Linked DNA regions of Homo sapiens: region 1 is linked to region 2. A link is a loop called in an ENCODE intact Hi-C map of the cell type or tissue named here. Cell type or tissue: mammary epithelial cell. All regions are shown on one strand. Each heading gives the region's core, and the rest is flanking DNA. Links, peaks and the distances in the headings are about the cores only. Region 1 overlaps CCDC85A (coiled-coil domain containing 85A). Region 2 overlaps CCDC85A (coiled-coil domain containing 85A).

Region 1 (2,926 bases), core at 325-2,824, 170 kb after region 2:
TATAGCTATTGTTTTATGTAGTATCTACTTTCTGAAAGTTGGAAATTATTGTGAGTTCTCTACATAGTAGCTAAATGGCGCTCATGCCAGCTGGCTTCTAAGTTGGCATAGATCCTACCTTAGATTTCATGGGTATGATGATAAGCTTTGTTACAATGGAGAGGAATTGGGATTTAGCCTTGCTACACATTAAGAAAGAATGAAAGTAGAATGCCTATATGTTTTACTCAGTTGTTAAATCCAAAAAGGATAAGATCTGAGAGGTGCATGTTATGGAAATAATCAAATTCAGATACTAGATCTCCTTATTTGTAAAAATAATTATAAAATTTGCATTACTCATTAATGATCATCTCAGAAATAGAATTATGCAGATTGGGGTGGGAGGTGAGTATTAAGCTGTGAATCATGTTATAAATTTTTGGAGATAATTCTTTTGATGATGGAAACAAATTAGACACTACACATGGACTAATTATCAAAAGAGCAATGTTCAAATTAATGTTGCTATGATGAAATTATCATTATGACCCAAGTGCAAATATATAATTGCCTCTGTTATACGTGAGAAGTAGAGTATGTGTGACTTATTTTTATAGGTCACTGGTGCCAATTTAATAGGTTCAGAAAAGAGTTTTGTGAGTACCAACTACTGGTCATTATTTCTTCTCTTTCTTACTTCACTTAAGACCATGGTGCATTTTCTTTTTTCAACCTCCAAAAGTTAGAGAAGAGTGAAAATTGGACCAGTACTATTCAGATATAGGCCGCTAACTTCAAAAAAAATGAATTGATGAGAATTAAAATTTTATGTTCTTATTTTCAGTCTTCTAAAGTCAACCTCAACATTTAGACACTAGAATTTTGGGACCATTTTGCGTATTTTCCATAATTAAAATTATTAAATTATTAAAATTATTTTCTTATTCCTTGGGACATTATATTCTTAGTTATAGGTCTCTGTGAAAGTTGGCAGGAGAGGAAATCATGTTCTAATAAGTTCATTTTGTTTCTGATCATTTTAATAGGATTATACAGTTTGGTGATGGAAAAAGCTAAAATTAAGGACTTTTTTCTTTTCAATTATGTGATGCCTCTAGTTCTAATAAATACATAAAAATTTAGTTAACTTATGAATACAAAGTTTGATGATTATGTAGATTTTTCTATGTAAAATATTTATTTTAATGCAGTGATGACCTTTTAGCTCATTACATTCTCTTCAACATGCAGAAATTTTGTTAAAAATTTGATGCAGTTTTAATTTTCTCAGTATTATTGAATATGTATACCCAAATTTCACTTCTTAACAAAAGGGCATAGTGCTCCCAATTGTATTTCAAATAACTTTTGTTAAGTTCTGAAGTTATGTAGTTTATTTCTGTATAATATCCAGGTAAAGCATATTATTATTTTATGCTGGTAAAACCCATAAAATAAAGTTGTTTAAATACCTTCAAGTTTTTTCTGTAATTTTGACTTTATCGTCTACTTTTTGATAGAATTTATAATGTAGTTATATGTTTACCAGAAACTTAAATCAGGATTAGGTCTAATATGTAGGACTTCAGATTGTTTTTATTTTTATTTTTTCCCTAGCTACAGGTGCATGTTACAGCTTGCCATTGTGGTCATTGTGGTTCATCTCATTAAGCTTCATGTTCTATCTGCTTTCTTGAGACTTGGGAAACAGTATTTTTCTGAGTGATTGTACCATATTGTTCCAAATATAAGGCCAGCCAGAATAGAAGGCAACCTCCAACTAGAAACAGCTCAAATATGGAGAAAGGCTGGGGGTCCAGAGCCCGGCGGGTCTTGCAGTGGTGGCAAGGGTGCCGAGGAATAGGACGATGCCTGCCTACTCTCCCGGTGAGTGAAGATGAGTCAGCTGGATGCATTTGCTTGTGCATAACCAGATGACTTCTGTTGCTAGAGAAAAAGTTATACTGGGGGGTAGAAAACAAGTTCATACACATGAAAGAAAGTTGTATGTCTAAGTCTGGGGAGGGAGGATGGGAGTAGAATTTTTCACCTCCTAAACAGTTTTCTTGTTTTTTTCCCCCACATCTGGGGGTGAAAGTTGAGCAACCGCATGCAGGAGAGAAGAACAAAAGTACCCTGGACATTTCATGATAAAAGGAGTTTAGGTCAGTGGTCTTGAAAATCATGTCTCTAGACAAGCTCAGAAAAGTACTCCTTTGCCCTTTAAAATTGTCTACTGACTGAGAGGTGATGCATGCACTGTGTGATCATGTGTAGCTTGAAAACAAGCCACTTAATCTGGAAATCACATTTCCAGTTTTAGTAAGATTTTTCTCTTTTTAAATTCCCTGTTTGGCTCAGTAGCATATTTTTTTAAATAGTTCAGTGAAAATGTATTAGTCGACTGAGAGTATATGTAAATTGAACCCTCATAATTCTCCAAATATTGGTCTGATTCTGCTAAGCGCATAGAAAACTAACCTTTTATTTTATAGTACTAAATGAGATATAGTAGAATGAGGTGCTTCATTCTGTTATTGCAGTCTAGAAAAATTATTTAACATCTGTTGGAAGTAAACTTCACCAGGCACTTGGTTACCTTTGTGGCTTCACAAAAACAAAATAAAATATAAGCCTTGATCTTTCTGGTTGATTTGTAGTCCATGGCTCCCAAAGCTAGTTTGAAGTATAACATTCATCCCTAAATGATGAATTTCCCCCCACTGTATACTCCAGGCAAAATACTATTGTAGCCCCCATCCCATTTTTTAAAGAAAACTACTTTCATAAAAAAAAAAAAAGTGTGTTTTTTAATAGATATGGCCAGAACAGGACTTTGTTTACATTTAAACAATGGAAAATGGCTCAGATGATTTGGTTTAAGGATGTTGTTTACATTGATTTTTAGAAGTTCTCTGAAACCAAAATGCCCTGAACGATAGAG
Region 2 (2,926 bases), core at 229-2,728:
TCTCAAAATTGCCCACTTTGGGGCTTATTGGCCTAGCACATAAATCTATCTTCAGTGGAACCATTTTTGCCAGAGTCTGCACAGCCAGGTATACAAAAGACATTGATTTGAAAAAGGGAGCTAAGCTGGTTTGATTATTTCTATTCGCAAGGCATATGTAGTTATTTTTACATTTCGAGTATCCCTGTGGACTTTCACCCATATGTTAAGGTAATATGTGGTTACCTTAAACTGACATGTGGCATCTAAGCTTTATTTACAGCTTTACGGCAATGAAAAACAATTTTATAAACCCCCTTTAGATAAATTCTATTTTAATTATGAATAAAAATGACATTTATTTAAAATGTGTTTAAAACACTTTAAAATAATTGACTTAAATTCCCATGGAGTTTAAAAAGAGTGATGTGATACACCAACTTCCTAAAGGGCTGGATAACGGCATGCCTACCCAGCTGGAGTAGATTCGGGACTGGCTTTGCCACTTTCTTGCTGTGTAGCCTTTAGTACACCATCAACCTCTGTGGGCAAAATAATTTATCCATCAAGCAAGGGGCTTAGAATAGAAATTTTTCTGAGTCAGTAGTACCAGAATTTAGATTTCACAGGTAAATAAAACCTGAGAGTAAACCTGGAATTGCCAACTTTTTACTTCATTAGGTGTAGATGGTAAAATAATCATCTGTTAACATCATAATTTCATAGAAGAAGATCCTTTAAACACAGTGAAAAATTACATACATTTACTAAAGGGCAATCTTTTTCTCCAAAGACATACCGATAACATTGTATTCTTAAATGTCTATTCACTGTTTTGGAATAATAACGACATATAATGAAGTGTTCAGATTCAACAATGCAACAAAGTTCATTTATAGTGCTGAACATGTTTTAAGACCTTATTTTTTAAATCTCATCCATCATAGAAAGTCTGATTTCACACAGGTTTGTATGTTGATAAACATAAAAGCCACAGTGTTAACTCAGTTTTATTTAGGCAGGTTTTGGGTGAGGAAGCCGGAAACCACAGTCCATGCTGCCTCCAGCTTCTTGCCCTTCCTCTTCCAAGGAAAGGAAGAAAGGAGATTAATCTACCTGTATGTCTAATTGGCTTGGACTGGCAGCTTTTCTCCCTACCTGCCACTCACCTGACTTCCTCCAGGAGTTGTGCATCTGGGCCTGGACTTCTGACATGGAGCAATGAGGATATGTTTGTTCGGACAGGAATTCTGTGTGTAGGTGGAAAGTTCACCATGCATGGCATGACCTATAAAGAACCATTGTTCTACCTTCTCTCTGCACTCCTGTGCCTGGTCAGAAGCCTGTCAGGATTGCAGCAATTCATCTAGCAATATCAGAATAAACCACATCCTCTTTGAAGCACCACAGTGATGAGTCTGAACACCTCTCGGCAAACGGGGAGCTAAACAGGCTATAGTAGAGGTGACTTGGGATTTGTAATTTGTATACTTCCAAAATCTGTGGATAGTAGCTTTCTTTTGCTTGGTCAGGTCTCAGATGGCAGACAACAAATGGACTGGCCATGTGTATAGCATGTGCATTCTATGTCTAGTCTCTTACATAGTTCTCCACGTTGCTTAGTAAGATGGTGCTCTGGAAAAGAGAGAAGGATTTCCCTTTCCACTCCATTGTAGATCTGATTTTCTCAGGCCTCTTTACTGTCTTTGTACTAGATGGGAGAGTGTGGCTTATCAACTAAAGTTTGGAAGAGAGTAATCTAATGATGAAACAGTGGCACCAGGCTCTTCGTATGTTTTAGTTATGTCCCATTTAAATGGGTTTTGATGATTTTTTCCTGGAAAAGACCAGACATTTTCTCCTTTCTTTGGCACTTTACTTCTATTACTTTACAGCTGACATTTGAACTAGTTTGGAGTAAGGCTCTTCAGAGAAATGGAGAAGGTAGCATTAACTGAAGGGAAGGGCAAAATCTATGGCAATTTCATTATAAATCATTGCCTTGACTAATTAGGAAGCCATGCATGCTAAATAATGTCAGGGATAATAGAGATTTATTACAACAAATTAAAGGCTAGTCAGAGTGTGTCCTGAGATAAACAACATGGTAAAAGAAACATAAATGGCAGTAAGGGGAAGCATGAACTGATAAGACTCATGGATGTGAGTAGTAGTAGGAAACCAAATTATGTTCGTATTTCATTTGCTTTGTATAAATCTCTGCACTGTTCCATGTGTGGATGAGAGATTGAGAATAAACACATACTCATTTATTCAACAAATATTTATTGTGTATTCCATGTGGGTACAGCATGGTAGTAGGTATTATGTGAGGTGTTCATGGTCTGACATGTCCATGGAAGGAGGTAAGTAACAATAAAGATGTATGGTTAAGCAAGAAAATGGAAAGAATTAGCAATTGGTGCTGTGAGCCTGGGAGATGGGTCATTGGCTGCCGTTGTCAGGGATGGCTTCTCAAAGGTTGGTTGTGAGGTTGATTGTTAAGGAATGGTTGAATTTAGATAGGCTGGCAGGAGGGGTGAGGAAGTCTGAGAGAGAAAGTGTAGAGGTGGAAATGAGAAAATTATGTTAAAGGAACAGTGAGGAGATGAGTAGGTCTATGCTTAGGTATTTGTTAGGTGGTGGCAGATAATTTTGGAAAGTGAGTCAAGGCCAGATTACCTAGGGAATGAAATACAATCCAAGAATGTTTTCTAATAGCAACATTAGTTTCTCACACACATAGGAATATAAAATGTTCATCATTCTTTAAACCTTGTGATTAAGTGGACAAGGAAGGCTATTAGCATTAAAAAAATCTTGTTGGGATTTTAAATTGAACTCCAAGTTGAATAGTTTGTTTTTATTTTAAAATTTCTTTTCAATGTGTTAGTTCATTTTGTGTTGCTATTCCAGAATACCACAGACTGGATAATTAATAATGAAC

What was found. Hi-C counts contacts between places; a loop is a spot of excess contacts. Peaks named below come from ENCODE experiments on the same cell type or tissue, not always from the same donor. Only the 100,000 strongest peaks of a DNase experiment are listed, where the experiment ranks them.
Region 1: it touches region 2 in a loop (2.1-fold over the local background); 2 of 110 quality-filtered maps call a loop at or near these places.

What each region holds. Positions count from the first base shown.
Region 1 is chr2:56,370,610-56,373,535 of GRCh38, forward strand. CCDC85A (coiled-coil domain containing 85A) reads left to right here. Exons shown (of 6, transcript NM_001080433.2): 4 at 1,735-1,869. Among named protein-coding and RNA genes, the nearest start is that of CCDC85A, 190 kb to the left of the region's middle. In mammary epithelial cell, for the core only: no CTCF peak of the experiment used is centred there; a DNase peak (open chromatin) is centred at 1,662.
Region 2 is chr2:56,203,493-56,206,418 of GRCh38, forward strand. All of the region lies in intron 2 of CCDC85A (coiled-coil domain containing 85A), which reads left to right. Among named protein-coding and RNA genes, the nearest start is that of CCDC85A, 21 kb to the left of the region's middle. In mammary epithelial cell, for the core only: no CTCF peak of the experiment used is centred there; a DNase peak (open chromatin) is centred at 1,319; H3K27ac peaks cover 537 bases.